3 separate regions of the Homo sapiens genome follow, and regions 1 and 3 are each linked to region 2. A link is a loop called in an ENCODE intact Hi-C map of the cell type or tissue named here. Cell type or tissue: ascending aorta. All regions are shown on one strand.

Region 1 (8,000 bases), 88 kb after region 2:
CACACTGTGACTGGTGCAGGCATTACAAGAAAGTGGAACAGTGAGTGAATGAGCGCAGCTGTTCTGAGCCTACTGAAGGTCTCTCCAGCCGGATGGCTGGCCCAAGCCCCCTCTGGACAACTGCTACTTTCATTTGCTCTAAGACTGTATGATCATTAATACCTGTAATTCATTCTGACTAATCAAAATTCATCCTGGTTAATTCACTAGCTAATTAGAATTTAAAAGAGTGCCACAGCCATTCAGGCAAGCTCATTTAGGAGCTATTGAAATCCTCACACAAGACGTAGGTGAAAAGGGAGAGGGAGTCTGTTTAAACTTCTAAGTGGCCCCTGCACTCCCCTTTGTTCCCTCAAATCCCTGAGCTCAGCAGGCTAATCTCACTGGATTAGCTGCATTAACATTTCCAGTGTCCTCTCCCTAACGCCAGGCCCCTCCAACCGCAGGCTTCATGGGTCACAAATGTTCTCTCGAGCCCGCAGTTACAAGCAGCAATTTTTTTTTTTTTTTTTTGAGACAGAGTCTTGCTCTGTGGCCCAGGCTGGAGTACAGTGGTGTGATCTCAGCTCACTGCAACCTCTGCCTCCCAGATTCAAGCAATTATCCTGCCTCAGCCCCCTGAGTAGCTGGGATTACAGGTGTGCGCCACCACGCCCAGCTAATTTTTCTTATTTTTAGTAGAGACAGGGTTTCACCATGTTGGCCAGGCTGGTCTCGAACTCCTGACCTCAGGTGATCCGCCCACCTCAGCCTCCCAAGTGCTGGGATTGCAGACATGAGCCACCCGCCTGGCCTTACAAGCAGCAATCTTAATGTCCCCTCTCCCACCAGAACCTCGGCAGGAACAGGGGCTAGGGCTGTTGAGTAGGAGCAGGAGGCATCTCAGTGAGCTCCCTGGGAACGTGACATTATAAAATCACATTTCCACACAGAAACACAGGCGTAGTCACCACCCGGGAGAGGCTGCCTATGTGTAGGCCCCTCCCAGGTATTGAGTCTCTCCAGGATCCTAAAAGTAACCCAGATTTGGTGCAAACCTCACAGAGATGTGAACCCAGGCTGGCAGGACTCTGCAGTCCACGCCCTCTGGCCTGCACCACACCACCCCTCAGTTCTGTGGGTGCTGAGTCCCACATCTGCACGTTCTCCCACCTGCTCTCCAAAATAACCCAGCTTATTACAGAAAGAGCACAGAGTAGATGTAAAAAGTCTTCCTTTTGTGTGAACACTGACAGCCCAAATAAAGAAGGCATCAGGTGCATCCAACAGTGCTTCAAGACACTGATCAATCATAAAATATTGCGTGGCACAGGCACCTCTAATATCCTTCCAGTTGAGCAAAAAATCTATCAACAAGAGGCAATGCATGAAGGGGACCAGCCCAACAGCAGAATGTTTTTAAGAGGGGGCTCCTTCTCGTTTTACAATAAACCACGACCAGTCATCGAGCAATCTGTCTCCAGTTCCAATACTGGAAAATAAGGAAGAGAAATCCTGGGTTCATGCTTAGATGGCTCTGTGATCTCATGCCCTCCAGACTTGGGAAAGGCAGATATTCTGGCACCTGCTGTTAGTTTACAGTTCCCAATAGTTCCTGGGGTTTTAGGTGGATTTTCAGAGCAAGCTTGTGGGTAAGGATGGCTAGGAACAGCCTCACTCCACTGTCCATTTCCTTCACAATCAGCCCAAGCACCGTGACTTCGCAAGGAGGCAGACACATTGACCTTAAGAACCAGGGTGGGCATCCAGGAGGCCACCAGACTCTACCCCAGCCTCCCATTTTAGAGACGAGATCTTAACAGCATGTGACCTCAGACAAGGTGCTAAATTCCCTAGACCTCAGTTTCCTCATCTGTAAAATGGGACTGATCACTACACTTCCCAACCTCATAAATGAATTACATGGGTCAAATGAAAGAACACATGCAAACTGCTGGACAGCAATGCCTCCATGAAGGGGGTTCTCCATGGGGAAACTGAGGCCAGAGGTCTTGAGTGATCACAGTGACTGGTGCAGGGCTGTCACACAATTGTATGCACTGAGGGAATGGATCTTTGGTTGCTCGGGGGACAATGCTACTTGGAGACCGAGCTAGGAACAAGAATCCACGTTCCCTGAATGTCTTCGAACTAACTGCTTTTTCCACTGAACAGATCACCCCAGTTCCACTTGGCCGTGGGACCAGGAGTGAAATTATCACCTCTGTCTCCAATGCAAGAACAAATCAGCCACCCGGCAGTCACTGTCCACAAGCCCATGAACCACAGAACCTTCCTTGGTACTAAGTATATGAACTAGAAGCTCTGGGAACTAAGAGACCATCTACGGTGGCCTCAGAGAGCCACATCCTATCAGATCACAGGAGGAAGCAGCCAGGACACCAGTGACTCTGCCAGTGCCCAGGACGTGGGGTGATGCACTTAGTCCCCTGCATTTCCCAGCGGGCACCTGCGCCATCTCATCTGACAGTCAGAGTAACCCTGCAAGCAGGCAGATGTCATGATCCCATTTTCAAGATGAGGGAGCAGGACTCGGACTGGCCAAAGGCCACAGCCCAGAACAAGAGCAAGCTGGCCTCCAGAGCCCAAGCCAGCATGCCTAGCAAGCGTTCTATGAGTGGAGCCTCCAGGGATAACCCAAGATCACAAAGACAGAGACACCTGCTGCTTCTTAAGTCACTGTGTTTCATTCTCCATTAAATATAAAACAGAACTCTACCTGCACACATTATGCCCCCAAGCACAGTCCCTTATGGAATGTTACAATCCTCATCTCTAAACTGAGATGGAACCACGCTGGTTCCAAGCAAGACTAGGGAGGGAGGGAGTCCACAGTTCCAGGGACAAAGCAAAGGGGAATTAAAACGTAACCTCAGAGGAAGATGTCAACACATCTGCAAAAGAAAATTAATTCCAACTGTGATCTGAAAGTCCGACATGGAACACCAGGTGCAGGAGACACCCCCACTCCAACAGCAGCTCAGAAACCCTCCAGACTGAGAAACACGGACCGAGCCCCACACAGGCAACGCCAGCACCCAGAGGAAGCAGAGGGTACAGAAAGGAGTTTAACATGTTTTTCTAGGCCAGACGTGGTGGCTCACGCCTGTAATCCTAGCACTTTGGGAGGCCAAGGAGGGCGGATCACCTGAGGGCGGATCACCTGAGTTTGAGACTAGCCTGACCAACATGGAGAAACCCTAACTCTGCTAAAAATAGAAACTTAGCCTGGGGTGGTGGTGCATGCCTGTAATCCCAGCTACTCAGGAGGCTGAGGCAGGAGAATCGCTTGAACCCGGGAGGCAGACGTTGCAGTGTGCCGAGATCGCACTACTGCACTCCAGCCTGGGCAACAAGAGCAAAACTCTGTCTCAAAAAAAAAAAAAAAAAAAGTTTTTCTATTGTTAGATCAAAGCAAAATGATGGTTCCAGGGGGAAAAGATGGAACAGTGCTTCTCTGTGTAACTGTTTCCACATCTAACGAGAAACTGCTCTGCACAGAACTGCCCAGCCCAGCTCGGGAGCGACGGGTGCCAGATGGAACCACTCTCTGTAGAGAGTAAACCTTGCTATCCCCATAGCAACTCCACCGCGCTTCCAAAATGCTTAAAAAGACACACATCAAATTGTTTTCCACAATTTTTCAGAAAGTGACTTTTTATTCCACACCCTTAGCAAATCTAGTTAACTGGGAATTTTCTCATTATAAAAACAGGAACACATGATCATTGTAGAAAATATGGAAAAGATGAAAAGACAGAATTTTTTAAACCATCCTTAGCACTATATGCCAAGACCTCTATTTTTAATGTCCTGGTGTATTTCCTTCCAGTCTGTTCTCCGGGTGGAGGTTCAAACAGATTCCTAACGGAGGCAAGGATCAGCACCCAGCCTGCAAGAAAAGCAACCCACCCCAGGGCTGGATGTGCACTTCCCCCAGGGGCAGGACTGCAGATGTGTCCTCAGACTGGGAGGGAAATAAAGTCGACTCATCCAACCAAAGCCGATCGCATATGCAACATGGCTAGTGGTCTATTACACAGGCTAAAAGCCATCAATAGGAATGAATTTGCTAGGAGTCCTCACCACTATTTAGAATGTGGGGGGTTTTTCAGTTTTTTCTCCTTCTTCCGCACTTGGTTTTCACAATCCTTGTGGATTTTAAATCCAAGGCAACAAAACTAATACCAGAATAAAAGCACAGTCAGATGCCTGGAGGGTGAGTCAGACTTCCAGGTAGCTGTCGAACATTTAGTCTTCTTTGAAAAGATGGAAAAAAGATTCACAGACCATAATTTTCTCTACTTTGAACTTTTCCTGATCCCAAGAACAGAGGAAAACAGCTTAGGAGAATCAAGGTTATGATAGAGACATCTCGTCTAAAGAGAAAGCATCTACATATGATGAATTTAATAAACTTTAATAATCTGATGATTTTTTTTTTTTTTGAGATGGAGTTTTGCTCTTGTTGCCCAGGCTGGAGTGCAATGGCGCAATCTCAGCTCACTGCAACCTCTACCTCCCGGGTTTAAACAATTCTCCTGCCTCAGCCTCCCAAGTAGCTGGGAATACAGGCACACGCCACCACGCCTGGCTAATTTTTTGTATTTTTAGTAGAGACAGGGTTTCTCCATGTTGGTCAGGCTGGTCTCGAACTCCCAACCTCAGGTGATCCACTCACCTTGGCCTCCCAAAGTGCTAGGATTACAGGCATAAGCCACCGTGCCAACCTAATCTGATGATTTTTTTACAGCTTGATAAATTGGTTTCTAAGCAAATAAATAACTAATTTATCCAAAATGTATTTAGCCAGCAAGTTAAATTTGGGAGGAGAGAATGGAAGGGCAAAAGTTGGTCTGAAAAACAATTGCTTCTCCTGGTTTCTGGTAGGTAGTTTACTTAGAGGAAAACAGTAAAATAAGAATGTAATGTAGGTGAGCAGCAGTCCATGGGGTGGGGCGGGGCTCATGGAAGGTGCTCAGCCTCCCCGGCTCATCTCTCTCACTGCTGCTCATACTTCAGCCTTTCTGCAGGACTTTCTGTTTGCACTGAGGCCTGTCCCAACCCACGGAGGCTCAGGTGAGATGGCCTCACACCCACACCTGGTGCCCACCCAGAAGTTGGCAGAAGGGAGGAGTCCAGAGCCCCATCCAGGCCTACGAGTCTGTGGACCTGCCCACCATCCTCCCCTGGCCTGCTCACAGGTGCCTGCTCACAGTCCATCTGTTTATTCAACAAACAGTCCTGGCAGCCCGATGCTGGGCCAGGACAGGGACAAGAAGACGATTGTCTGCCCTCCTGGAGCTCACAATGACCAGGCCCCGTGCAGGAGACACATGGGCCAGGGAAGGCCTCCTAGGGCAAAGCCAGGCGACTAATGTGCGCACCCAGGGAGAGTTCTGGGTAGGGCAACCACAGAGGCCTGTGCGGCGAGGGGGTACGTGGGTGAGGAGCCTCAGCAGGAGGGAGGCCCGAGGGGCACAGGGCATGCCATCAGGGATTACAAGGGTCACTGGCTGCTGCATCCAGACCAGACCATCGCGGGTGGGGAGGACAGCACCCGGTCAGAGGCCCCGCAGAAACCCAGGGAGAGAGGACACACGAGCACTGCTGGTGGTGACAGTGAAAAGTGATCATATTGGGACGAACGCTGGAGGCAGAACAAATAGGTTTCAAACATGCACTGGGCCATGGGAAAAGGTGACGAAAGAAGTGTCTGAGATGTGTGGCCTGAACCACGGGCAGACAAGGATGCTGGTGACTGGAATGGGACAGTGAGGGAGTGACAGGGCTGGGGGGCTGAGGGGCAGGGAGGAGCAGCTGGGGGAGTAAGAGTTCAGTTTTAGACATGCTGGCTTGGAGGTGCCTATGAGTAGAGATGCCCGGTAGGCAGGTAGGTGTAGGAGCCTAGGGTTTGGAGTTCTGGGCCGAGGTCCTCTATGGAAATACATAATCAGTCTCAACAGTTGCGACAAAACTCTGCCTCTAAGCTCTCCAGCTGTGAGTATAAGGTTCTAGGCTCAGAAACCTCTCTCCACTGACAGCTAAGGGAGAGACCCCGTTCCTCTGGGCTCTGAAGCTGGCCACACCTTACCAGCAGGCTGCATCACCCAGGGAGGGAAGGGGAACAAATACTCAAAGACATCTTTGCTTAGAGAAGGTTTCCATAAAACAGCACCAGAGACAGTGACAAACAGGTCACAGGAGCACCAGAGACAGCGACAAACAGGTCACAGGATGGAGAATATTTCCAATAAGAGGGTGCCGGCTTCCTTGGCCCACTTCCAAACACAGCTGTCCCGCCTCTTACTGGGCTCTGAGCAGTGGGCCCCTCTGCCAACCTTGCCAACCCAAGAGCAAGCCAGAGGGTCCCTTGATGTCTTGCCACCTCTTAACAGTCAACAAGCCAATGCATTTGCTACATCACAGCAGCACTACATCATCCAGTAGCAGAGAACGTATCTGAACGGCATGGCATTTGCCTTCTTAGCGGCCAGTGACCCGTGTCCAAGCAGACCCAAGAGCACTTCGCCCGCTCACGTCCTTCAGGACAGGCGCCTGCAAAGAGGTGGCGCCACTGGTGGCAAGCTCCATCCCTAACGCACTGTGTGTGGCGACAAGCAGATCCTCTGCCATCGTCTAGAGTCCTCATTGATCACACAACTCATGACCAGGGGAGATCAGAAAGCGCCTCACCTGCCACCTAATCATTTTAACAATGAGCTGAAGCCTTGGTCATGAGGACGCTGGCTCCTGTTCCCTTCAGGGAACCAGGAGGACCACACCAGGGAGAGCCAGCAGACGTGGCAGCCTTCTCTCCCTGCTGCCAGCTTCGGGTCCGGAGCTGAGTTCGGACGAGCATCACAGCTGGCACGCGCCTCTCCCACACGCAGCTTCCAGGGAGCATGGCTGGAGGTGGCGCTTCCTGGGCTGCGGAGGAGAGAGCAGGAAGCTGCGAAGCCAGTGTGAACGGCGCACACGGCTTCCACTTGGAACGCAAGCAGGGGATCAGGGGACTTGGCAGCCACAGCGGAAGAGTCAGAGCTGCAGACAACAGTGAATAGCTGAGCTGGGGAAGGGATGCGGCAGCACGAGGTGACATAGAGGCTTGTGGAGCACAGCACGGGGCAGCAGCAGCCCCCGGACAAGGCCACGCAGGGAAGGAAGGCGATTTACACGGAGGCTTGTGGAGCACAGCACGGGGCAGCAGCAGCCCCCGGACAAGGCCACGCGGGGAAGGAAGGTGATTTTGTTGAAAGGGGAGAAACAGAACTGAAGTCAACTTGCATCCACAGCCGAACAAACTGTACCAGGACAGAAGCTCAAACCATGCCAGGCAAAAAGGGGCACAGGCCACAGACAGAGGCGGGAGGCGAGTGGGACAGGAGAGGGGCCACACTGGCAGATCCACCTCACTGCTGGCACCAGGCCAAGTCTCTGCACTGCTCAGGACCTGGGACATACTCCTAAGTCCCACAAGAGCGCCCAGAAGACGCTCCTCTAACAGGGAGGAGATGAGAGCAGGCCCCTGCGGTGGCCCCAGCCTGCACCGTACTCGCGCCACACTCCATCCTGCATGGCCCACCAGGAGAGAGCTTCACGGGGTGCCCCCTCAGTCCCCTTGATGTAACTATGTGTATCTTCGAATTCAGTTTTTAGTGCTATACCCTTGACCTCCCAAAATGACATCGACTAGGTGGGTGCCTGCCCAGCCACCAAGCTGCCATCCCTGGGACCAATGACCTTCAGAAAACAGCCTGCCATGTGGTTTGGACAACCATTGGGCATCACATTCCAATTAGGTTTCACACATTAAAATAACATAAACTCTGGCCTGAATTCCTCATTCAGCTAATAGCCACATTAGAGAAGAAGAAACAAATCCATTAATTATACTTCTATGTACATTTCATTGATTATTTGTTCCTTAAAGCCAAGGAACATGAAATTAGATGTTGTCTGTGAAAAGCTTTAAATAGTTACACGTTTTGCAAATAGAA
Region 2 (8,000 bases):
TATGGAGCTTCTAGCCCGCAGGGAGGAGAGCCTGATGGTGGTCAGCGAGGTGGGGGTCTCATGAGGCGTGTTTCCCCTCCTGTCACAGCCAGGACTCAGTTCTAAGGTTTCTTTGGGTGCCCCTTGGCCAAGAGGGGGTCCATTCATTTGGCTGGGAGCTTAGGATTTAATTTCATTTCTCAGAGAACACCACAAAACAGATTGATGACAGCCCAGAAGCAAAGCAGGAGGCCAGGGGATATGGCTCGTGACAGCACCAGCAAGGCCCTGAGCAGGAAGACCTGCTGCTCTCAAAGAGCCTGCTCTGTGGGTCTCTGGGCCCACCATCTCCGGCTTCTCAACCTCTCATAACTCAATGGCCACCTACTTTCTTTCTCTTTAAAAGTGAGCCCATGTCCCTCTATCTTTAGAAACAAACTTTGTTTCATCCTGCTAGGCCATCAAGTACCACTTCCATTTAACACCAAAATCCTTAATTAAAAAAAAAAATACACGCACCATATGGAAATCTCTCCACTTCCTCTCCATCTGCTCCTTCCGACTTCCTTGAAATCTGGCTTTGATTTCAAAGACTTGCCTGAAGCTGTGCTCTTCAACAATGACCCCCTCTTGCTATTCTGATGGCATTTTCTCAGCCAGTCCTTATCCAACTTTTCACCTTTCCACGTGGTGGTGCTGCTGCTTGTCCACTACTTCCAGCTCCTTCCTTAATTTCGAGGCCCCATGTCCCTTGGGGCCACATACACTCATCATCAATTAAAGTCCAGATGCTGTGCCCTGGAGGTAATAATATTGCACAGCTGTGGGAAGGATTCACAAGTTCATACTTAACAAAACGCTAACCAAAGTGGCTCCATCACTAACATCATCATTTCTTCAGAAGACAATGGATAACCATGCAGAAGCCCTGCAGATAGGACTCTGCCGCAGAGTCCACGGCCCACAGAGGGAGTCAAGCAGAAAAGCAACAGCCCAGGACAAGACACTGACTTCTAGGAAAGCACAAGAGGAGGGTTCCCAAAGCAAAGGGAGACCCAGATGCCAAGGAAGTAGCGTATTGATGATGGTAACAGTGACAATGAGAAGAAAAAGATGTCTGCCTTTCCTGTCAGCACCTGCTATTTTACACTTCAGTAAGCACTTGGTCTCATTTAACCATGTAAAGGAAACTACTCAGGAGGCTGAGGCAGGAGAATGGTGTGAACTTGGGAGGCGGAGCTTGCAGTGAGCCAAGATCGTGCCATTGCACTCCAGCCTGGGTGACAGAGCGAGACTCCATCTCACAAAAAAAAAAAGCTCGGGACCCCCAAATTCCTTACGCAAAAGGGAAAGTTAAGCCAAGAGGGTGAGCCAGGCAATGCCCTCTTCCCCAGGAACAGCTGTTAGGAGCATCAGGCATCAGCCAAACCCCGCAGAAAAGTGAAAGCCTCAGGGGTCTGGAAGGGTTGCCCCATAGATCATTCCTAAGTAAATTCTTTGCTGGCATCCCATAAACAAGAACATCTCATTGTAACTTCACGTCTACAATCTGATTCTAGGTTAAAACTGAAGTCTGTTCCATTCCACATTGATCATGTCTATTACAAGCTTCGCTTCCCAGGTGCAGAAAAAAGACAAGATGAGATCAGTCATTCCTCCACCTGCCCAGAGACATCTGCATAATTGATTCTTCCTTTACGCCCTTTTTTCTCTTCAAACATTCATTCACCTTATCTTATGTAAAATGCAGATTTACTGGCACTAACTAGAGTCTCACAAGAATGTAATCATTCGCCTTACAGCCCACCTGCCCCTCTTCCGAGCCTTCCCCCCTTTAAGGAAACATACAAATACTAAGCCTCCTGAAAACCTCTTTAGAAAAATAGATACAGATGTGTCTGTGGCTGGTATTTTTCCAGATGCACCCTAAAGCTGGCTTAATAAACGTCAACAATTGAGACCTCTGCCTCAGTCACTCATCTCAGCTATCAGCCACATGTCACCATATAAAATTTATATTGCCAGCCGGGCGTGGTGGCTCACTCCTGTAATCCCAGCACTTTGGGAGGCCGAGGCAAGCGGATCATGAGGTCAGGAGATCAAGAACATCCTGGCTAATACAGTGAAACCCCGTCTCTACTAAAAAAACAAAAAAAAATTAGCTCCGCGTGGTGGCAGGCACGGTGGCGGGCACCTGTAGTCCCGGCTACTCGGGAGGCTGAGGCAGGAGAATGGCGTGAACCCGGGAGGGGGAGCTTGCAATGAGCCGAGATTGCGCCACTGCACTCCAGCCTGGGCGACAGAGCAAGACTCCGTCTCAAAAAAAAAAAAAGGAAAAAAGTTTATATTGCCATCCCCACATTACAGATGAGGAAACTGGGGTTGGCTCCAGAGTACTCAGCAGTTCCGAGACGGGCGGGTGCGCAGCGAAGCTGAGTGCCGGGATCGGCCTGGAAAGGGCCTTCAGCGTTGCCCACGCGGAGAGGGAGAGTAGAGGAGGCACTGAGCAGCTGAGGAGTCCACAGGAAGCAAGGAGAGGGAGTGGCCCCAAAACTCCCTTTAAAGGGGGTGGGCGGACTGCAAGTCATGGAGTCAGGCCGGGCAGCGAGGGGAGGTGTGTGTGGTGCCAGGTGGGTCTGGGAGCTGGTTTTCCACCAAGGGAGTGGACTGGGCAGAACTCTGGTTGGAGCCGTCTCAAAGGCTTAGTGCACTCTGCATCTCCACCTCTTGAAATCCTACTCTGCGTCTTCCTTGAGGGATCAAAGCTCTGCTGTTGGCCTCCCTGAGAAGTCCATAGCCACGACTGCAAGTGTCACTTCAAAATGTGAAAGGAAAATAAAATCCTGGGACCCCGAACTCACTATGCCAAAGGGAAAAGTTAAGCTGGATGCAAAAAGCTGACTTTCCTTTTATTCCTATACAGATTGCTGCAAGATAGAAGGCCACGTGTCTCCCCAGGAGGCCTCCTTCACCCTAACAATGTAAGTTAACAGCTCATCTTGGCAGGCATGGCACAAAGACAAGACCAGAAATCATCCCTCTGCCGCCCTGAGACAAATGTGTACATGACTTCTTCCTCTACTCTATGTTTACTTTATCCCGTGTAAAATGCAGATTTACTGAACAAGAGACGCATGCGTAATTGACGTCCCTCTACCCCTCCTTTCACATGTCACATGTATTCAGTGAGCGAAAATCAAAGCCTCACAAGAATGCGACCACTCACCTCACCACCTACCTCTGCTGTTTTCTTTCCACCTTCCCCTCCTGTCTGCTCTTTCCTCTTTAAATAATGAAGTTGTCGAAACCCTTTTTGGGTCCTACTGTGACGTGTGTGTCTTTTTCCCTCAACCCTGGCAAAATGAGCCTCTAAATTGATTGAGACCTGTCTCAGACACTTTTTTGTTTACAGCAGACAGGGACTGGAGGTTCCAGATCATCAGCAGCAGCCCACGCCAGCCCCTCCCCTGCTGCCCGGATGCCTGGCCTCAGAGTCAACGTGCTCCTGCGAGAAGCCACCAGCTAATAAACCCACAGGCCGCTTCTCCCTCTTCCCCGTTCTGCCACTGTTCTCTGCGCATAGAAGGTCCTCGGGACATACTCAGAGAGTTCGTAATTTCAGAACCTTGTCAAAAAATAGACACTTGAGGCCAGGCGCGGTGGCTCATGCCTGTAATCCCAGCACTTTGGGAGGCCAAGGCAGGCGGATCACAAAGTCAGGAGATGGAGACCATACTGGCTAACATGGTAAAACCCCATCTCTACTAAAAAAAAAATACGAAAAATTAGCCAGGTGTGGTGGCAGGCACCTGTAGTCCCAGCTACTGGGGAGGCTGAGGCAGGAGAATGGTGTGAACCCGGGAGGCGGAGCTTGCAGTGAGCCGAGATCGTGCCACTGCACTTCAGCCTGGGCGACAGAGCGAGACTCCGTCTCAAAAAAAAAAAAAATAGACACTTGAACTCAAGATGGTTAATGGAGCCACGCACGTGTAATTCATCGTCAAGATTTGGTATGCTAATCCTGATGACTTTCTTTTCTCACTCTTGCCCAGGATGGAGTGCAGCGGCACGATCTTGGCTCACTGCAACCTCTGCCTCCCAGGTTCAAGCGATTCTCCTGCCTCAGCCTCCCAAGTAGCTGGGACTAGAGGCAGTGACACCACACCCGGCTAATTTTTATACTTTTAGTAGAGACGGAGTTTCACCATGTTGCCCAGGCTGCTCTCAAACTCCTGACCTCAGATGATAACTCTGATGACTTTTTGAAGATTATATCCTTCTCTGAACTTATTTCCTTCTTTATTACAAATGTTCACCAAGGAAAAATACCAATATGAATAGATTAACCAAACATTTCAGAGTATTCACTGGAAATCCTTATACCTTATATATATTGAACAATAGTCACAGTCCCATATGCTGAATACTTTGTTCATCACGCACATCTGTCATAATTTCCATACTTTTAATATTACATTAAAGTATTATTTAACTCAGTTACTGAGGGGTGTTTTGTTTTGTTTGGAGTTTGGCGCCTCCTTAAACGTGGCACCTCACTTGAGTCACGGCCCTGTCAAATAAGGACCTGACTTGGAAGCAAGAAAAGAGCAAAGAATGTGAACACATTTGCTATTTCCAGCTCAGGACGCAAAAACTATCCTCATTCCTTTTCCCACATCCAGCCCTCTCCTAATTACCAGTCCTGCCATTTTCACAGCACGAGAGCTCACTTTCAGGAACTGAGGATAAAAAGGGGCATCCCTGGTGAAAGCAAATGCGTGACATGCTGCAGCCAGGCGCAGTGGCGGCGCCCATAGCTCCAGCTACTTGGGAGGCCAAGGCACAAAGCAAGATCCTGTGTCTACAAAAAGAAATGTATGCAGAAAAGTGAAATGGATAAAGACCTATCTTTTAAAAGGCAAATTTCTAAAAAACAAAAGCTTTTTCTGTGGAGTGAGAAGGACGTGGTTTTCTTTCTACTACTCCTCTTCCCACCTGCTTCTCCCTGAGCAAGCTTCATAAAAGTAGAAATCCAGAGAGATGCTGCTACCAATTTTGTAACTATTTGTGAAGAAAAAGAAAATTGAGTCAAAGCGTTTGTGTGACACAAATTTACATTATCCATCTGTAAGGGGTACAGCCGAGTACAAAAAAGTGAGAAATATGGCCTGGTGCAGTGGCTCACGCCTGTAATGCCAGCAATTTGGGAGGCCGAGACAGGTGGATCACCTGAGGACAGGAGTTAGAGACCAGCCTGGCCAACATGGTAAAATCCCGTCTCCATCAAAAAAAAAAAAAAAAAAAATTAGCCATGTATGGTGGTGTATACCTGTAGTCCCAGCTACTGGGGAGGCTGAGGTGGGAGAATTTTTTGAACTCGGGAGGCAGAGGTTGCAGTGAGCTGAGATCGCGCCACTGCACTCCAGCCTGGGTGACAGAGCGATACTCCGTCTCAAAAAAATAAGAAAAAGAAAAGAAACATGGATGACAGGCGAGGTGTAGTGGCTCACGCCACTTTGGGAGGCACTTTGGGAGGCTGAGGCAGGTGGATCACCTGAGGTCAGGAGTTTTAGACCAGCCTGGCCAATATGGCAAAATCCCATCTCTACTAAAAATACAAAAATTAGCTGGGCGTCGTGGTACACTCCTGTAGTCTCATCTACTGGGGAGGCTGAGTTGGGAGAATCACTTGAACCCGGGAGGTGGAGGTTGCAGTGAGCCAAGATTGCGCCACTGCGCTCCAGCCTGGGAGACAGAGCAAGACTCTGTCTCAAAACCAAAAAAAAAAAAAAAAAAAAAGTGAGAAAAGTGACTGGCTTAAATAAATAATAGAAATAAAGAAGTGAGAGCCATTTTAAAAATCAGCTGTGAAGTAAAAGTCCTTACATAAAAAAATTAAGAAGGGATAATGTAGACAATTTTTCACAAAGAAGTAATTTTCAAATTATGTTAAGTGTGTCGCAATACAACATAGACTCTGATGAGATCACCACTAGATTTTTTTTCTTAGGATAAAGTTTTCTATGCTGTGAATTAATATTTTCTGTGTTTCAATAAAAAGAACAAGCATTGCTAGTTTTTTGTAAAAAAAAAATTCTAAATATAATTATTCTGGCTTTCAATTGCTTTCTGCACAAATAAAGATTTTTAAGTCTGTGTGTTTATTCTTTTTATTCTTTTTCTTTTCTTTTTTTTTTTTTTTTTTTTTTTTTTTTTTTTTTTTTTTTTGAGACGGAGTCTCGCTGTTGTTGCCTGGGCTGGAGTGCAATGGCGCGATCTCGGCTCACTGCAACCTCTGCCTCCCTGGTTCCAGCAATTGTCCTGCCTCAGCCTCCCGAGCAGCTGAAATTACAGGCACACATCACCACACAACGGCTAATTTTTGCATTTTTAGTAGAGATGGGGTTTCACCATGTTGGCCAGGTCAAACTCCTGATCTCAGGTGATCCACCCGCCTCGACCTCCCAAAGTGCTGGGATTACAGGCGTGAGTCACCACGCCCAGCCTTGTGTGTTTATTCTTAATACCTTATTTTTGGAAGAAGAATCTCCATTCTAATTATCCAAACCTGATAGCTGTAAAATTGAATGGGAAAGACTAGAAACAAGAGGACACAAAGAAAATAATTCAGAGCTGTAAACAACCACTTAAAATTTGAGGGAGATGAATGAGTCCCGAAGAGAATTAAATAGCCACAAAAAGCCAAATAAACTATGGTTTTAAAACATCACACGGCGATAGGCCCAGAGATAGGCTTTGGAAACGTTTGCAGCTACATCTGAAATCACAGACTCATAATGTTCAGGAGGAACCTGGCCGGGCAGCCAAACCGCGCATAGGCCTCTGGGGGAGATGCAGGGCTGAGTGTGCAGACGGCGGGTAGGGGCAGGAGACCGGCCTGTCTGCAGCAGGCAGCCTGTCTGCTGGGCCAGAGAAGACCCAGGGAGCCAGTCTCTCGGAGTCCTGCAGCATGCTCGGGCCGAAGTTAACCACCTCTGCTTGCTGCCTTCATCAACACAAGAGGGCGGGGGAGCTGCAAAACCAAGTATCTCCAACTACGCTCTCCACACTGAACTCACTAGGGCTCACTGAAACAGTGCATTCATGCCTGGCCTCCAATTTACTTTTCCCCACCTGCAGACACAGGCGTGGCTTGTTATGTCCAGTCACGGAGAGGAGCCACCTTCTGGAGGGTCCCACTGGGAGGGAATGACAACAATCCTGTTAGGCTTTGAACTCCTGAATTAAACTTGAACACGGTCTACCAGATGCCATGGGCATTTGTGACACTCAGGGAACAATGAGGTCAACACGTCACACGTTACTCAAACGTAGAGTTGCCCCATTGCTCCCCGGCTCCACCCTGCCATTGCACCTGGCAGCGGGATTCCCACAGCCTGTGCTGAGCCTCACTGTTGGGGACTGCAGTGACCTTCCTCACCGTCACAGGACAGAAGATGCTTCTAAAACTACAAGTGTCCAGAAAGCAACTTGGGCCACCTTCTTACAGGCTGAGCTCTCTGTTACTGGAAGAATTCAAACAAAGTCAGGATTACCCTCTATCAGAGGGGATTCACTCTTCCATAAGGAATTATGCCAAGCAGTTTGAGAGCACTGGTCACTGCAGTCCCAGGGGGAGAGCAGCAGGCTCAGACAGGGTTAAAAGTAGTCTCTTCCCTCAATTAAAGGATGACTTTTCAATGTGTTCATTCATAAGGCTCCTTCCTAGATGAGAGGCAGCGGAAACGTAAAAATAAAGAAAAGGCAACAGATTACGTCAACACAGGACTTCACAGTGTCAGTCACCTAATACGACTAATGCAATCTTGAAAGCAGGATTCGCCAAGTCAGAGATGCAGCTAAAAGACTTGCGAATGATTCTTTTCCCTCAGAGGCGCAGCATTCTCTCTTGTAAACAGAAACGATGTATAAAACTACAGAAGATCTTATGATCAGATATGCAATAAAATATGTTATCTCATCCTAAAGTTGAAATCTCAGGATGGAGTCAACTATGATTC
Region 3 (8,000 bases), 99 kb before region 2:
ACCAACCCACACCAGAATTTTGTGATGGCATCTTCATACCTCTTTTATGGATGGCAGGATGTTCTACTGCAGGAGAATGTCCCAGGCCCCAAACAAGGAAGGTCTGCTGGTGAACTAAACTGTCTCTTCCTTCCCAGATGGAGACTTGGTACTTAAAAGAATGGCTTTTGGCTCCTGTAACTGATAACACTCAAGGCTGGGATCAAAGTGGGTGGCAAGCTATTGCGTGCACTCCCCTGTACACCAAGCTGCAGTAGGAAGAGGCACGGGTGGGGCTGTTGGGTTCTCAGCAGGAGGCTGAGCTCCAGGCTGACCTAGAACCAGCCCCGCTACTGGGCAGAGAGATGGGAACCTCTCACCTGCCCTGAAAGTTACAGCTTTATTAGGAAAAACTACTTATTTCTGACAACCTATGCCAGGCCAGAATTCCAAGCTCTGCAAAGACAAAATATTTTTTGACTGAACATGCCCATTTCAGACCTTTCATAAAGAACTTCTTTATAGTACTAAGTGCCAGTTAAGGATTTCCTAAATTCCTTTGTCTATCTCCCCAGTAACCAAAAAGAGAATATTTCTAGTAGACTTGGGAGACTTCAAAATAACGTGGTCAACAAACAGGAGCAGGGGCTTAAAACCCATTATCCTCAATGGAACACTGGCTGATAAAATCCCCTACCTTCCAAAATTAACAACAAATCTGTCTTTCTGTTCAGTTCTTCCCCGAGGGCATGTCCTGTTGAGAGCCGGTTTCACCTGTGCAGTGTGGCCTGATGGCCCAGCACCCAGGAGCTCTGCGCACCCTGCCGCCATGGGCCATCCGTCCCCAGACCTCTTCCCACAGGGTCACTGTGGTCCACCGTCCTGCCCTCGGGGAATCTCAGCCTCCCTCTCACAGGTATGAATCACCCTCACCCCTCACCCCAGCCTCCCTTCTGTCCCCACCCCTTCTCCAAACAGACAAACCTCAAACACCACCCAGGCCCCGCCCACAGACTCATTCACTGATGCCATCGCTGGACCCAAGTCAGTCAGATGAAGAGCAGGATGGTGTCAGAGCCTCGACCTCGGGAAGCACAGGATGAGAACAATGCAGCTGCCTCCCCAGGCCGTCAACCCCAGCACGGAAAACTCACGCTGGTCCTCACTCCAGCCTGAACGCTCCTGCTGAGGCCAGCTCTGCTCTGTCCCATTCTGTCATCATTAAAGAGAGAAGGGATGGCCACATCTACCTGGAAAAACCACTTCCTCCTCTGAACACAGCTCTCATCTGGAGCCCCGACGTGTCATATTCCTCCACCTTCCTGGAGGGAGGAAGTGCCCCAGTAGGCTGACAGCTGAGCTTTAATTCTGCTCCACAGCCAATCCAGGTTTTCTCAATACTATCTCTGTGGAAAAGTGCATAAAACAGCAAGAATAATTGGCATAAATGAGACAAATGTAACCCAGAAGCTTAGTCCCAAAATGCACACTGAAAGTAAATTCATAAAAATATAAATGAAAGCAAGTTTTCTTTATATTTAAGTATAACAAAGCTACCTATTGATAAATGGGGCCTTCTCCACACCCAGGTCCAGGACTATGTTCCTTGCCTTATTTTTTCCTATAAGGCTTACCACCTTTAAATGAAGCAAAAACAAATGAATCAATAAATCATATAATTAACTTTTATTGTATTTACTGCCTTCAATCGCTAGAATGTAAGTTCTCCTGAATACAAGGAATGTTCACAGTATTGTTTATTTGTTATTTCCCTGGGTCCCAGAACAGTTTCTGGCATGTAATACAGTCTCAAAAATATTTGCTGAATGAATGAAAGTTTATTCTATTAAGCAAACTGTTATCTCTGGATGATAAATGTCATGTCACTCCTCGACCTCAAATCTTTCCATAGATTCCATCACTTCCAGGACATAGTCCGTATTAGCGAGGCATACGTGCCCTTCGCCATGTGGTCCCGAGCATCTTCCTGAGTCTTTCCTAAATCCTACACATCCCCCTGGAGGCCAAAATGCCTCTCAGGCATACCATGGCTTCCCATCACTGCACCTTCATGTACACGGTTCCTCCTGCCTAGAATGACTTGCTCCTCATTCCCTTGCGTGACAAATGCCTACTGACCTTTTAGCAAAAAACAAAAACAGAAAAACCCTTCGCCAAGACTGTGAAGCCTTCTCCAGTATTCCCATCCCCATCCAGGAACTGAGTACCACCGCTTCCATGTTCCCATGGCAACCCGCGCATCCCCCAACACAGTGCTAATCACCTTGCTGTCATTGCTTGTCTCTTTGCTCACCCACGTCATTATCTTTGCATCCCCAGGGGCCAGCACAGTAGGTGGCTAATAGTTGCTTCAACTTAAATGGACTCAAATGCGCTAAAGGGAGGGGAAAAGAGAAGTCAGTGCACTTTGGGGCTGAGTTTTGTTTCTTTCACTTGTACCTGATATCTGTGCTCCTGTCACAGACGTCCACACAGACACACAAGCTAAAGAAGAAGATGGACAAGAATCAGCACACACTTTGCTCCTCTGGTTTCACCTTGAACCAGAGGGCCCATTAGTCGTGTAAAGCCATTAAATATTACAGCTGTATAAATCACACAAACCAGCATTTCTGCCTCTCTCCACTAAGTGTCCAAATCAGTAGCCAATAAAACACTGGAAGTTTTTTTTTTTCTTTCTTTTTTTTCTTTGAGATGGAGTTTCACTCTCGTCGCCCAGGCTGGAGTGCAATGGTGCAATCTTGGCTCATTGCAACCTCTACCTCCCAGGTTCAAGTGATTCTCCTGTCTCAGCCTCCTGAGTAGCTAGGATTACAGGCACATGCCACCACGCCCGGCTGATTTTTGTATTTTTAGTAGAGACAGGGTTTCATCATATTGGTCAGGCTAGTCTCAAACTCCTGACCTCAGGAGATCCACCTGCCTTCGTCTCCCAAAGTGCTGGGATTACACGCATGAGCCATCGCACCAGGCCTAACACTGGAAGATGTTTTAAGTATATAAGTTTCTTGTACAGTGAAAATTATACACACGTGATACAAAGAAATCATAAAATTTCAATGAACACAGGTTGCCCATGACATAAAGGACATGTGTGAAAGAAACGTGAACAGGGCTTTCTATAACTCTTCAGGTGCACACATGGGGAGCAGCCAAGGATTTCTGCAGAAAAATTCACTCCAGAGGTCAGCAGCTAGAAGCACAAATGGAGAGTGAGTGAGCACGAGCGCCTCGTGGACTCAGCCCTCCCAGGTACGGTACTGGAAGATGCTCAAGACACAGCACAGTGAGAAATGTAGTAAATGGGGTTCTTCTTTAGTCTTTTTTTTTTTTTGAGACAGAGTCTCGCTCTGTCACCCAGGTTGGAGTGCAATGGCGCAATCTTGGTTTACTGCAACCTCTGCCTCCCGGGTTCAAGAGATTCTCTTGCCTCAGCTTCCTAAGTAGCTAGGATTACAGGAGCCCGCCACCATGCCTGGCTAATTTTTGTATTTTTAGTAGAGACAGAGTTTCTCCATGTTGGCCAGGCTGGTCTCAAACTCCCAAACTCAGGTGATCTGCCCTCCTCAGCCTCCCAAAGTGCTGGGATTACAGGCATGAGCCACCACGCCCTGCCAAGCCACCAAGCCCGGCCTTCTTTAGTCTTAAAATTAGAAACTTGTTCCCTTAAAGGCCAAAAATGTTCAGAGTTTTCTAGAAGTGGTGGCTCATCATGATTACATCAATATTAAGGAAATACAGTAAAGGCTTCTGGACACCAGTGGTGTGGCAGGCATTCATTCACCCAGGCTCAATGCAGGCTAAGTTGTGCCCAGCCTGAGAGGACTGCCAGGATTAACCCAGAGCCTGCTAGACTCCCCAGGGAGTTGCTACCAGCTCCAGTGCCACACTCCTTCCCAACACCAGCTTTCCGCCTCTGCTAGTTGGAGAGCATGTCACCAAGGTTGAGCGGCAAGCAGCTACAGCCCACAGCCTGGCACAGCACATGGCACTATGAAGGCTGGAGCAAGGCTTGCTGAGACAGAAGAGGAAAAAACAGATCTGTTGCTGGAGATATGCAGAGAGATAAACAGAAAGCAGAAAGTATAGTTTTAAATTTGGTGATGGTGTTGGTTTGGTTTTGTTTTTTGAGACAGAGTCTCACTCTGCCACCCAGGCTGGAGTGTAGTGATGTGATCGTGGCTCACTGCAGCCTCCAACACCTGGGCTCAAGCCATCCTCCCGCCTCAGCCTCCCGAGTAGCTGGGACTACAGGCACAGGCCATCACACTTGGCCTTTTTTTTTTTTTTTGGTAGAGATGGGGGTCTCAATATGTTACCTAGGCTGGTCTTGAACTCCTGGCCTCAAGTGATCCTCCCACCTTCACCTCCCAAAGTGCTAGGATTATAGGCATGAGCAACTGCACCTGGCCTTACTGGTTTTTAACAAGCATATATTTGCAGGAATATCTCTCTTTATTTGCAAGTGGCAATGACTAAGCCTTATTTAGGCTAGACAGAGTATTTCTCCGGATTTGGGGCTGAAGCTCACATCACCATCTCTCTCTGTCTAGTCTTCTAGTCTTCTCTCTGTCTAGTCTCCCCTGCAGCTCTGACCTCCCACAGTGTAAGCCCATGTGACATGTGCACTGAGCTTCTTGCTCCATAATCATGAATGTTCAGTGACCAAAGGAATGGCACAATAATGGAATGAATCCGAGAAACACATATTGGCCAAAAATTGCTATTAATTCAGTAATACTTAGATAAACGGTAACTGACCCCTCACAACAGAAATTAACGTATTTGAAACAGAGCTCCTCCCCGGGGGAGTTCCGTAACTGGTGTGTAATGAGCATCAGAAGCATGGGGTAGCCCTTCAGTAGGAGACTAGGCACAGGTCTAAGGAGTCAGTGACTGCAGCATAGGCACGGCAGGGGCCCCAAGGCTGCAGGTGCAGCGAGGACTCCTGCCCACCCCAGCCCCAGGCCCGTCCCCCAGGCTAGCTTTCTGGCACTCTGAAGGGCACGTTTTTTCCTGCAGGGGACCCAGTTTGTAGGAATACCTGTATTTCTGCCTCCTCTAAGTGTCCACGGTATCTTTTAATTCTACAAACGGCACTTAGGGAAACAACAGGGCGGTGGGTGGGGGGCAGGGGGAACTCAGGAGAAGAATGTCTACAAAACGCTGGGAGGCAGAAGTAAGGGGCAGCCACGGGTGCCTTCTGACGCGTGAAGGCCAGAAGCTTCTATTCTCGGCTACCAGATGCCTAGGGAGACTCAGGGAACCCTGAGGACTCCCAGGCAGGGCAGGGATGGGACTGGATGCAGCAGCCGCCAGGGCTCTTTGCCATGACCTTAGAGGAGGAAGTGGGGACTCAGAAACGGAAATGAGCACAGGTCACCTGGGGGAGGGCTGGGAGGCCACCCTGCATGCTCACCTCCTTGCCTGGCACACCCAGCTGCAGTGAGCGGGTGATGGCCTGATGGAGCTGCAGCCTCCACAGACCCAGGGAGAGGGGTGGAAGCCAGGTAGGCCTCCTAATTCCACACCCCTTGCCTACCACTGGCTCCCACACAGCCCAGGACACGAATGATCTGGAAATAAGAGTCAAACTATACAAAACTATTCCCACACAGGCCCAGAACCAAGCGCCCATGGACACCCCTACACGGGCAGCAAGGGCTGGAACCGGCAGCCTGGTGGACATCCGCCCTGCAGGGCTCTCCCTCGCAGAGACTGCAGAAGAGGGTGTGCAGTGCTCAGCGCGGAAGGATGTTCTCCCTGCTTTTAAGGAGCCGTGACTATTTTGCTCAGCGTCCCTGGCGTGCCTTTCTCTGTACAAAAAGGAGACTTAGAGGCTTCCCCATCCCATTACCACAGCTGGGCGGCTTCTTGCATGAGGGCACCTTGCTGAACTAAGTCACCCCAAGCTACCCTAGGCTCCCTGTGCACTGAGATGCTGAGTCCTGAGGTGCCTTCCAGCACCAGTGAATGGGACTAAAGTCTTCTGCAGTGTCGCGACCGTTCTGAAGTGAGTATTCTGTGGTCATTTGTTACCCTCTGTGAAGCCCAGGAAGCAGGGATTCAGGGCTGACCAGGGACCACTTTGTTCTCTGCCCATGCATGGAAGGTCTGCACTTGGGCCCCAAAGCCTGAGTAAAGTTTCACCGTGAACTTCTTCCAGCAGGATAAACAGTAGGGTTCAGTACTGAGGGTCTCCAGTTTAAACCCTGATTCCACTACAAAATAAATGCTAGACTGGGCCACATATTTAAGCTGTGTTTTCCTTATGCTTAAAATGGCAGTAAGATTCCTTCCAGAGGCCATGCAGGGAGATAATGCCCACAGAACGCTCAGAGTGGGGCTTGGCAGAGACAGGGCTAGACAGGGGCTGTTATTTAGTGCTGGCATCTTTTATTGGTGGCGATGTTATTTTATTTTCTATGATTATGTAATTTCCTCCTTATAATCTCACCCTTGTTGCTTATCTTAAGAGTGATGTTTCAGGAGCAACAGCATCAATGTAGTGTTTGATATTCTGGACAATCTAACACAAGCAATTTCTAATTCATAATCCACTATTTGTATTTGTTGATTATTTGTTTATAATAAAGAAAGCAATGCTTTGTCAGTTTTCCACAATCTGCCACCAACCTCAGATATGCTTTCATGAAGCTCATCTTCAATTAAGGCCCGTGTGCTTTATTTTTGTGAAAAATGGAGATGTGAAGACATTCTGTGCTCTGCTAGGCTGTGTCCTGAGAACCCCCCTTTTAAAAAGGTTCTCAGTATTGTAGGTGTCACTTTTTTCCATTATAAATCACAAAATGTAGTAGCCAGTTAACAAGACACAGGTGTTGCTCCCCTGAAAGTGCCTGCAGAATGGTGCCGAGGTCCTCTCCTCACCCATAGCTCTTGGCATGATTTATTCCTGCTGCACGCCTTCCGGGAGGTCCACCAGGCTCACGTCTGTGTCTGTGGAGGTGTGTGTGAACATGTGCACGTGAGGGTACATCCAGTCTTCTACCAGCTAATACGTCAGAGACCACATAATGTTAGGCTGGAAGAGACCCTAAAGGTTATATAAACCAATTCCCTTATTTTAGAGCTGAGAAATTTCAGGTGCAAAGAAGGGAGAGGCTATAACATGGTGGCACTAGAATAAGACTGCCGGGTTTGAATCCTGGTGCAACTACTTATTACCTGTGTGATCTTGGGAAAGTGACTTAACCTTTCTGGGTCACAGTTTGGATACCTATAAACGGCAGATATTAACAGTCTCTATTTGTGTGGATATTTTAACAATAAAATTAAATCATTCACGTAAAGAACTTAAAAGACTCTCAGATAGGTTGTGGTGAGCTATGATTGTACCACTGCACCCCAGCCTCCTGTAGCCTGGGCAAAGGAGCAAGATTGTCTCTAAAAAATAAAAAAAATAAAAATCTCCAAGATAGGTATCAGGTCTGCAAAAGTTTGGACCTAATCATGATCCAAAACTATGGCTTGATGACTTCCAAATTTATTGCTTCCTTTTTTGGATGATCATTTATATGGCACAATATGTTGTAAAATGACACAAAAATTAACATTAACGAGCATACCTCTGGGTTGTAGATGTCTACGTACAGATGTCCTTGTCCCAAAACCTATGTGGATCCCCAACTGCATAGATGCCATTATAGCAAATAATGTTCCCAATAAAATGCAGCAAAGTATAACTAAAAATTTAAGGAACTCCTTCAGACCCTTAATGATTCTATAAATATAGCCCTAAGGTCATTTGTAAAGCCAAGCAAATACATTCCAATTGAAGCACTCACCGCAAGTTTTCATCATTGGTGATAAAAGTACATGAAGTATTCTGTGTCCTAGAATCAAGCCACCACTAAATTCAATCATCTATGTATTCATTTATATAAAATCTCTATTTCCTGGTTTTCAGTCCCTAATGCACAAAGATTTTAAAGGAGGTGAGGCTGGGCTGAAAGCTTCCCAAGGGTGGGAACCAGGTGTGG

What was found. Hi-C counts contacts between places; a loop is a spot of excess contacts. Peaks named below come from ENCODE experiments on the same cell type or tissue, not always from the same donor. Only the 100,000 strongest peaks of a DNase experiment are listed, where the experiment ranks them.
Region 1: it touches region 2 in a loop (2.4-fold over the local background); 7 of 110 quality-filtered maps call a loop at or near these places.
Region 3: a loop joins it to region 2, with 2.4 times the contacts of the local background. A loop is called at or near these places in 2 of 110 quality-filtered maps.

What each region holds. Positions count from the first base shown.
Region 1 is chr18:13,231,700-13,239,699 of GRCh38, reverse strand. The region is part of intron 1 of LDLRAD4 (low density lipoprotein receptor class A domain containing 4); the gene reads right to left. It overlaps C18orf15 (chromosome 18 putative open reading frame 15), which reads right to left and starts at 157. Exons shown (of 1, transcript NR_146617.1): 1 at 1-157. RefSeq lists an enhancer at 1-12. In ascending aorta, no CTCF peak of the experiment used is centred here; DNase peaks (open chromatin) are centred at 3,529, 3,949, 5,549 and 7,029; H3K4me3 peaks cover 618 bases; H3K27ac peaks cover 3,122 bases.
Region 2 is chr18:13,320,069-13,328,068 of GRCh38, reverse strand. All of the region lies in intron 2 of LDLRAD4 (low density lipoprotein receptor class A domain containing 4), which reads right to left. Among named protein-coding and RNA genes, the nearest start is that of C18orf15, 85 kb to the right of the region's middle. RefSeq lists an enhancer at 6,790-7,289. In ascending aorta, no CTCF peak of the experiment used is centred here; a DNase peak (open chromatin) is centred at 4,563; H3K27ac peaks cover 3,937 bases.
Region 3 is chr18:13,418,827-13,426,826 of GRCh38, reverse strand. The region is part of intron 3 of LDLRAD4 (low density lipoprotein receptor class A domain containing 4); the gene reads right to left. LDLRAD4-AS1 (LDLRAD4 antisense RNA 1) reads left to right here. Exons shown (of 4, transcript NR_040031.1): 2 at 714-895; 3 at 3,134-3,252; 4 at 5,619-7,328. Among named protein-coding and RNA genes, the nearest start is that of LDLRAD4-AS1, 4.7 kb to the left of the region's middle. RefSeq lists enhancers at 303-865, 5,449-5,498. In ascending aorta, no CTCF peak of the experiment used is centred here; a DNase peak (open chromatin) is centred at 3,826; H3K4me3 peaks cover 481 bases; H3K27ac peaks cover 4,995 bases.